2 separate regions of the Homo sapiens genome follow, and region 1 is linked to region 2. A link is an interaction called in ENCODE POLR2A ChIA-PET data of the cell type or tissue named here. Cell type or tissue: Caco-2. All regions are shown on one strand.

What was found. ChIA-PET counts read pairs that join two places held together with the same protein. Peaks named below come from ENCODE experiments on the same cell type or tissue, not always from the same donor. Only the 100,000 strongest peaks of a DNase experiment are listed, where the experiment ranks them.
Region 1: POLR2A ChIA-PET joins it to region 2 with 6 read pairs; 7 of 35 experiments call an interaction of 5 or more read pairs at or near these places.

What each region holds. Positions count from the first base shown.
Region 1 is chr11:87,124,831-87,129,830 of GRCh38, forward strand. All of the region lies in intron 4 of TMEM135 (transmembrane protein 135), which reads left to right. Among named protein-coding and RNA genes, the nearest start is that of TMEM135, 89 kb to the left of the region's middle. In Caco-2, no CTCF peak of the experiment used is centred here; no DNase peak of the experiment used is centred here.
Region 2 is chr11:87,027,082-87,032,081 of GRCh38, forward strand. The region is part of intron 1 of LOC105369422 (a long non-coding RNA gene); the gene reads right to left. Among named protein-coding and RNA genes, the nearest start is that of TMEM135, 8.4 kb to the right of the region's middle. In Caco-2, no CTCF peak of the experiment used is centred here; a DNase peak (open chromatin) is centred at 2,520.

The sequences.
Region 1 (5,000 bases), 98 kb after region 2:
TACTTCTGTTCTTCTCTCATTACACTGATAAGCTTTTCCAGAGCTGGGATTTTATTTAGTCATATTTATCTTTTAATGCTTGAAACAGAAAATGCTGTTAGGGTAAATACTAATTTTGTTTCCTTGCTTTAGTTGCTACTTCTCTTACTTCACAAATACTGAGTAATTGCTCTGTGTCTGGTATTGTTTTGAGGCCAGGGCACGAATGAGGCTCTGTACTTGACTTGACTCGTTAGAACTTCTTTCAATTCTCTGAGCCATCAAAGTGTCCTTCCCTTTAATTCCTATTTTTATCTCAAGCTAACCAAATTGATTTCTGTTTATAAAGCCAAAGCAACTAAATTAGGTATGAAACACATACATGTGTGTTGTGTTTGAGGCCAGGGCACAGATAGCCAATGCGCTGTCTTTGTAGACCTTACATAATAGAGGGAAAGTGGGACAATAATCCAATAAGTAAATAAATTAAAATTGTAAATGTCAGAGGTGGAAGTGCTAGGTAGAAAATAAGCAGGGTAAGAGTAGTTGTGGGGGAGTAGAGGTGCTTTTGGTCTGGAAAGGCCTCTCTGGAGAGATGACATTGAGTACACTCCGAATGATGTAAAGGAGCTGTTAATACATCTTGAGAAAATCTTATGCAAGAGTGTAATGAATAATAAGTAAACAGGTCCCAAGATGACAACAAGTTTGATTCATTTGATTTATAGCTAAGGAGTCTGTTATGTCTGGACAGAATGGTATGAAATGAGGTTGGAAAGATAGACAAAAGCAGATTATATTTAGGATATTGTAGGCTGTGGTAAAGAGTTCGGACTTTAAGTGTAATAGAAAACCATTGGAGACTTTTAAAAAGCAAAAAGTGATGTGATAGGATTTGCATTTTTAAAACTGTTACTCCAGCTGATTTGGGAAGAAGTAATTGTAAAGGGGATGGACAGCAGTTTTAGAAGATGGGGGTCAGTTCTCAGACTACTGCATCAAATTATAAGAGCTCTAGAAAATTTACATACAAATGTTTTACAAAATTCATTTAAACAATCTTTACAGATAATTTACTTAAATGAAGATAAATTCTGTTTAACTCCTAAAATTTATACTGATTTTACTGTTTTAACAAAGCAAATTTCGTACTCATTACCTGGAACATATACCTTTTATTTCCCTGCCATTCTCACTCACCCCTTCTTGTTTGTTTTCAACAGTGATATCAAGGAACAATATTTTATTGTATTGGGATCTGCTTTATGGCCAGGCTGGTCTTGAATTCCTGACCTCAAGTGGTCCACCCGCTTTGGCCTCCCAAAGTGTTGGGTTATGGGCTTGAGCCACTATGCCCGGCCTACAATACCTGTATTTTAATTCACAAAATCAACATAAATCTTTATTGATCATTTTGAAAAATAATTATAATAATATTTATCAGTAGGCTCTTAAAACTTAATTTTTGTGGCTGTCTCTTTAGAAGTTCATACTATTATGCCTGTGTGCATAAATGTATATTTATATGTATAAAATAGTGTCAAAAACATTTATATTAAAATTACTTCACTTTTATCAAATATTTTATAATTTCATTAAACATTTACTAATAATTATTCATCCTTTCAATAAAAAAGTTTAAAAATGACTATAATTGAAACAATTACATTAACTTTCTAGCAAAAAATTTAGTATACTGTGTTCTTTTTTTTGGAAGGAAATTTAGTTCTCGCTAAAAATGTATACATTTAAAAGTGCTAAGGGTTTTGTTTTGCTTTGCTTTTTAAAATATATATATATACTATATGTACATACTTGCAGGAGAAAAGGACTCATTGTATGGTTAGAATGTGATGGTTTTAAAAAAACATGGTTTTCATTTTTTGTGTTAAAAATTGTTAGTAAAGTCCCCATGAAGTATAGCAAATGCTATAGAAATACTAGAAGGAAGCATTACCTTTAATGAAGGCTGGTTTTAATTACTAAGTAGGTGTATGTACTGTATGTGTTTATAAAATTTATGTTTGGATTCTGAATTCTTATTAGAGTAATTTATGATGGAATTAAAAGTCAAAAGCAGGGGTAAACTAGTACAGGAAATGGTGAGAAATTGTGGAATTAGGGGGAATGATTAAGAATTGGAATCTGTTACATCCTTTTCAAGAATACATATATAAGTGTAGATAAAAAAGTCTGAGCTCATTTATGGTATATTTATTAACAGCCCTAGCCTGGTAAAAAACAACATTGATTTGAACAGTTTTGGATATTTTCCAGCTCCTGTTTACTTTGTTAAAACCATAAAAAAAGTAATCTGGTTCCTTTTGACTTAAATAAGACAAAGAATTCAATACCGAGGCCCTGTTTATAGGTTGTTAAACATTTCACTTTGGTGTCTGAGGATAATGTTTAGCATTGTGTTCAATTAGTGTGAACTAATCTAAGTTGAAGTGTCAGATTCCTAAACGTCTTACTTCAATTAATACAAAATACTAAGGGCTCCATTCATTCCAAATTATTGCTCCATGGGTGCCAGCCACACAGTCTCCATGGCAGGCCTTTCTGTGGGCTAATCAAGATTCATGGCCTCCAGGTTTTGTGGCACTGGCGTTTTAGTATCTGGAACGTCACTTTTTCTTTTTGTGAGCTTCTCTGTTTTGATCCCAGGTTCTTTCTCCCATTCTAAGTTATGTGTGGAATTGAACTTGTATGATACTCTGATGTAGTTAGAAGTGAGTATAATTTGGTATAGTATACTGGAAATCTATTAAATTATATAAATTCAAACAAAACTATATGCCAATTTAGGATGTTAGTCTTCAGTAGACTAAGTTTCTGTAAGAGGCCAGTTAAAGACAACAGCAAGTTTGTTTCTTCCTACCTACCAGTGTTAGGGCTAGGTGTTGATTAAGTGGTGAAGTAGGCACATTTTTTGTTTGGTGCTTTGGCACCTTTTTCAGCATGTCTGTTCCTAGTTTTGTTTTTATTATTTTTTTCAGTTGCTTATCTTTTTAAGTTTCTTGTGTCCATTGATATTTGTAACTTAATGTAAATATTTGTTATTGAATGAAAAAAAATGCTGAATGTCCAGCAGAATACAATAATGTACATGTGGTTTCAGGCTCTGTGAGAAGAAATATCTGCTTTGGAGGTGGGAGGAACTTTGAACATCTCTTAAATTCAAATAGGCAAATAAGTGTTCTATCTCATCATGCTTGATCTAGAATCTTACTTTGGCTTTTTTTGGTCCAACTCTAGTTATTCTCTGAAGTGGTTACACGGATAATAGAGACATTGCTATAGATAATAGTGGTATGGTCTAGTAAAACACTTGGTTTCTAACCTTAATTTTCTGTTAAGGATTTTAGAGCTGGAAAACAAAACTACAGCCCTTCTATACCTTGATGACCCCCTTTTTCCTAGTCTTAATTGTGCCTGTATATGCATGTATGTTAGCATGTATGATTGTATGCATTTGCGTATACATGTTTACGTATTTGCTTCAAATCTCTTACTGCTTTGTATTCCTTTGACTCCAGATCTTTGCTCTAGCTGTTTCAACCTTCTGCGTGTTCTTTTTTTTCTTGCAGATTTCTGATACTTGTAATAAGAGAATCTCTACAAGACTAAGTGTTGATTCTCTTCCTACTAAGAGAAGTTTCAGGAAATGCTTTTGATTACTGAGTTACTGCTATATGTATGGTACCATTAAGCAGGTAGTCAGTAAATATTTGTTGAACAAATAATTATGCTTTGATGTATGTTTAGATACCTTCAGGATACTTGATGAACTGTTTTGTTAACTCTAAGAAAAATACTAGTAGGAAATGAACTCTTATCTATTGCTGGTAGGAGTGTCAATTTGCAAACACTTTGGAAAACGGTTTGTTACTTTTAAATAAAACCAAACATGTACACATCAACCCATTCTTTAAGTATATTCTAGAAAAATTTCTAACTGTATGTAGAAAATAGGAGAAACCAGCAAGAATATTTAGAGCAGCATGTTTGTAATTATGAAAACTCAATTCAACTCGAGGGTCCCTTAGTAGTTGAATGAATAAGTAAATTCTATATTTATGCAATGGAATACTATACAGTATATAAGCTTAAGTTGATTCTAAGAAACTCCAATGAATTATTTCTTCCAAATGCCCTTGCTGTTCCCTATTTGGAAATTAAGCAGGTTTAAGGTTTTTTTTTTTGTTTTTTTTTTAACCTAGAGTTATAGCTTAACTCTAAATATGTGGAGCTTTTGTGTCTTCTAACTATCTGATTTTAAAATTTAAAACCTCTACTTTGCTCGTAAAAAAAACTTAGCATAGGTTTGTAGTTGAAAGGAGCAGCAAGGTTGGTATTATTAGCAGAATTTGCTTTTTTCTATACATGTTCCTTATTCCTTAATTTTTTTTTTTTTTTTTTTTTTTTTTTTTTTTTTTTTTTTTTTTTTTGAGACGGAGTCTTGTTCTGTTGCCCAGGCTGGAGTGCAGTGGCACGATCTCAGCTCACTGCAACCTCTGCCTCCCAGGTTCAAGCAGTTCTCCTGTCTCAGCCTCCCTAATAGCTGGGACTACAGTCGCACACCACCATGACTGGCTAATTTTTGTGTTTTTAGTAGAGATGTGGTTTCGCCATATTGGCCAGGCTGGTCTCGAACTCCTGACCTCAGGTAATCCGTCTGCCTAGGCCTCCCAAAGTGCTGGGATTACAGGCGTGATCCACCATGCTTGGCCAATTTTTTTTTTTTTTGAAATGGAATCTTGCTCTGTCACCCAGGCTGGAGTGGAGTGGGGCAATCTGGGCTCACTGCAACCTCTGCCCCCCGGGTTCAAGCAATTCTTGTGCCTCAGTTTCTTGAGTAGCTGGAGTTATAGGCCTGTGCCCCCACACCTGGCTAATTTTTGTATTTTTAGTAGAGATGTGGTTTTGCCATGTTAGCCATGCCGGTCTCAAACTCCTGACCTCAGGTGATCTGCCCTCCTTAGCCTCCGAAAGTTCTGGGATTACAGGCGTGAGCCATT
Region 2 (5,000 bases):
TCAGCTCACTGCAACCTCCACCTCCTGGGTTCAAGCGATTCTGCCTCAGCCTCCCAAGTAGCTGGAGCACCACCATGACCGGCTAATTTTTTGTACTTTTAGTAGAGATGGAGTTTTGCCGTCTTGGCCAGGCTGATCTTGAACTCCTGACCTCAGTTGATCCACCTGCCTTGGCCTCCCAAAGTGCCGGAATTACAGATGTGAGCCCGGTTTATAATTCTATAGATAACAAAATTGTCATTATTTTGAGGTAGAATGAAGGCAAAATAATGATACATTCAGAAAAATTAACACTCATTACCTAAAAATAAACTCTAACAAAAGAAAAATTTCTTTAGAAGGAAGTATTGGGCTGTAAGAATAATGCATACTAGTTGGGAAAAAATTAAATAATATATTAGTGTATATATATTATATATAAAGTAAAAGGTGAAAGGGCTCTGCCTATCCCTTTATTTGTTGTATATTCTCCTACACCTTTTTTAATGACTACATAAACATATATAGAAATATATATATATATACATACACCCAATGTCTTTTATTCTTTAAACAATGAGCTCACTCTATATAAAATACTTTGTGCTCTTTTCCCCTTATTCCCAATTGAATATCATAAATATTCTTCAATATTGGCATGTGCAGATCTACCTTATCCTTTTTGCTGTCTGCATTCGATGATATAAATATAAGTTTATACATGTCTATTTAATATGAACGTTTAGATTATTTTAAATCTTTTTTGCTCTTATAAATAATGCACGATTCAGTTTTTTGTTGGTATTTCTATAGGATAGAGGCCTAGAAGTATAATTGTTGGGTCACAGGATAGAGACATTTAAAATGCTGATAGTGGCCCACTCCTGTAACCCCAGCACTTTTGGAGGCTGAGGTGAGAGGATTGCTTTAGCCCAGGAGTTTGAGACCAGGCTGGGCAAGATGGGGAGACCCCCATCTCTACAAAAAAGAAAAGTAAAATGTTTATAGATCCTGCCAAAATTTCTTCTAAAAATATTGCTAATTTATAGTCAGACTAAAAATATATGGAATGTAGTATTTTAAGGAAGAAAATCTTCAAACATGAGAATAGGCACAAAATACAAAGAATCTGGTTGATAATATTTTTAAAAAGAGATAGAAAATATGCATTATTGGCTGGGTGCAGTGCCTCACGCCTGTAACTCCAGCACTTTGGGAGGCTGAGGCAGGCAGATCACAAAGTCAGGAGTTCAAGAACAGCCTGGCCAACTTGGTGAAACCCTGTCTCTACGAAAAAAAATACAAAATTTAGCCAGGCAGGTTGGCGTGCACCTGTAATCCCAGCTACTCAGTAGGCTGAGGCAGGAGAATTGCTTGAACCTGGAGGCAGAGGTTGCAGTGAGCTGAGATCGCGCCACTGCACTCCAGCCTGGGCAAATGAGCAAGGCTCCATCTCAAAAAAAAAAAAAAAAAAAAAGGAAATATGCATTATTTTGAGTGCATATAACAGATGGCTTTGTCCATCAGACCATGTGGAAAATATATTTCCAAAAGGGATTACAAACTAATCCAAAGAGATTTAGTAAGCAAGGAAGTCTTCAACTATCATTATGTCTTATTCTATTAAAAGCAGATCATCAAATAAATTCTTGCACATTAGTTTGTCTTTTACAAAGTAATCTTAATAAGGAAAAACCTCTGCCTTTGGACTTGATTCTAACTATAATAGGATACTGAGTTGTACCCGTGAAAGTGACAAGATCTTTGATAAAAAGTATCTGTATCATCTTAGAATTTGTAGTGTTTGTAATGTGCAAGGATATGACTGATGAGCATGTTTAGACATGTACTTAAGACTTTGGGAAAACAGATATTGAAAACTTTAGAGAGAGAAAAAATATAGGGCCCATTATTTGAGTCTTTAAATAAGAAAGTTACTGTGAGTGCTATCTATAGAGGTTTAACTATGTAAGTATATATAATCTCTGCATTTTACTAATCGAACAAATGGTTGAGTGTGCCTATATAGTAGATCCTGGGCTAGGCACTAAAGGGGCTGTGTTAATTTTGGAGGAAATTGCAGTTTTGGAGATTTTAATATATTTGATATAGATCAATTCTCTGAATTACTTTCAGCAAAAATGTGTCTCAGTTTTGCAAGCAAGACTGTCAGTTGCAAAAGGCAAACAACAGCATTTCTTTTAAAAGATTATATTGATAACCTATTATGAGCACCATCTGTCACACAAAGAAATACAAGAGATGGTCCCTCACTTCAAAGTACTTGCAGTTGTTTTAAGTATTTGAGTTTCAAGAAAAAAAAAGTATTGTTTAAAAAAAGCAGTAGAACCTTCACAAAAGTAAAATAAAATGCTGGTACTGCATGTCATGCAGGGATTTTCAAAGGAATTGTGAAAAGAAAGAGGCGCCTCACCATCAAAAACAGGCACACAGCATAGCAATAAGAACACTGAGGACATAGCAAATCCCAGAATGAGTAATTGAGAGTTACAATATGGTCAACAAATAAGACATTGTTCCTATGTTTGGCAGAGGCTTCTGATAAGGAAAGGGGTAAGCTCTGTGCTTAGGGGCAAATGTTGCAATCTGAGTGAATGGTAGGCAGAATACAAAGTAACTAACTCTTCTTTTTTCTTTTTTTTTGAGACAGAGTCTCCCTCTGTTGCCCAGGCTGGAGTGCAGTGGCGCGATCTCTGCTCACTGCAACCTCCGCCTCCTGGGTTCAAGCGATTCTCCTGCCTCAGCCTCCTGAGGTGTGTGCCACCACACCCGGCTAATTTTTGTATTTTTTCAGCAGAGTCGGGGTTTTGCCATGTTGGCTAGGCTGGTCTTGAACTCCTGACCTCAGGTGATCCACCCGCCTCGGCCTCCTAAAGTGCTGGGATTACAAGCATGAGCCACAACCGGCCTTAACAAGAGTACAGTGCTTTCAAATTTCTCTCCCACCAAGACTTCTTTTATTAAATATTAAACATGTTCTGTGTACAAGGCACTGTGCTATGTGGTACAGAAGATAATAAAGATGTGTCAGAAATAGATCTTGTCCTTAAGGGGCATTATGATGACTGGAATTTTGTTAAAAATATAAAACTGCCAGGTGTGGTGGCTCACGCCTGTAATCCCAGCACTTTGGGAGGCAGAGGTGGGCAGATCACAAAGTCAGGAGATCGAGACCATCCTGGCTAACGGGCTGAAACCCCATCTCTACTAGAAATACAAAAAATTAGCTGGGCGTGGTGGCGTGTGCCTGTAGTCCCAGCTACTCAGGAGGCTGGGGCAGGAGAATGGCATGAACCCGGGAGGCAGAGCTTGCAGTGAGCTGAGATTGTGCCAATGCACTCCAGCATGGGCAACAGAGTGAGACTCCATCTCAAAAAAAAAAAAAATATATATATATATATATAATATATATAACATATATATAATATATATTATATATATATTATGTGATGATCAGTTTGCATTAGTTCATTTATAGTAAGCTATACTATTGCACATATATTCATTTAAGAAAAGAGAGTCATACAGTTCACAAAGATGGAAGAGAATCATTGGAGGTTAGCTGGTTGTCTTACAGGTAGCCTGACCCTGCAGTTGATATTTGTGACAGAGATGGCGCAAAATGCTTAACAAAATCTCATTTCATTTTCCTTTCCTGGTTACATGGAAAGACTACGTTTTCCATCCTCCTTTGTGGTTAGGTTGGGGACATGTGACTAAGTTCTGGAAGTGGGATGTAAGCAGAAGTGATGTAAACCACTTCCAGGTCTGGCCCTTAAAAGTGAAAGCAGTGATTGGTATCTGCGAAAGTTAAATGTATGCTGGCCCCATGACGTAGCACATCTACTCTTAGGTATATGCTCAAGAAAAACAAAAGCATACGTCTACAAAAGTCAAGTAAAAGAATGTCCCTTGCTGGGTAATTCATAGTAGGTTCAAACATGCAACAACACAAATGTCCTCAAATGAAAAAATTGTGCTATATTCATACAATAGACCCAATATAGCAATAAAAATGAATGAACTATAGCTACATACGACAACATGCATAAGATCTTGAGTGAAGGAAGCCAGACACAAAAAATATTCAACGTATGCATTTGTTACTATAAGCTTTAGGAACAGGCAAAATGAAGCTATGATGCTAGAAGTGAGAATAGTGGTTACCTCTGTTTGCAGGTGTATTTACTGGGAAGGGGCACTAAAGAGCCTTCTGGGGTGATGGAAATACTTTTTTTTAATCTGCATAGCAGTCTCAGGGCAAATAGTAGTCTCAGTAAAGGCAAATTTAAAAATTCATCAAGCTGTACACTTAAATTTTGTGCATGCTGCTATGCAAAAGAACTAAAAATTATGCACACATGAAAAATCAAAGAAGCAAGGAAAAAATTAAAAAAAGTGACCACTGACGAAGGCCCAGTGCAGATGGAAGAGGCTATATTCCTGAATCACTGGTTGCCCTTGCCCTGAAGAACTGGCCAGTCTGCTTTGGAGTTTGTGTAAACACAAAATAAATCTTTCTTATTTTAAATTCTCTGAGATTTAGAGTGTATGTGGTATCTCGGCATAGCCTAACCATTCTTGGCTAATACAGAATTTATTGCCACAAACAACCAGGGTAAAAAACCTGGCTTTGGAAGCATATCAGGGAGGCTCTTCCTTTCTCAGGCTAAGTGATATAAAACAAGCTTATAAATGAGTGCATAAATCAAGCTGCCAATTTATTAAATAACAATAGAAAATTAAAACCTGTCATACAAACTAGGATATCTGTTACCTAATATATAACCATTCTGTCTCTCAAGACAGACCTGCATGGGAAGCCAAACTGTAATAAAAGTTTGTTTTATTCTCAGAAAGAAAACATTAGTTAGATGAGTCAGTTATTTAATGACATCTGTCCAGGAGAAGCTATGCATCCCATTTCATAGTTAATTCCTGAGGTCCCTGGGCTGCAGTTCTCATTCCCAGGCATGCACCTGAATTGCCTCAGGGGGCTC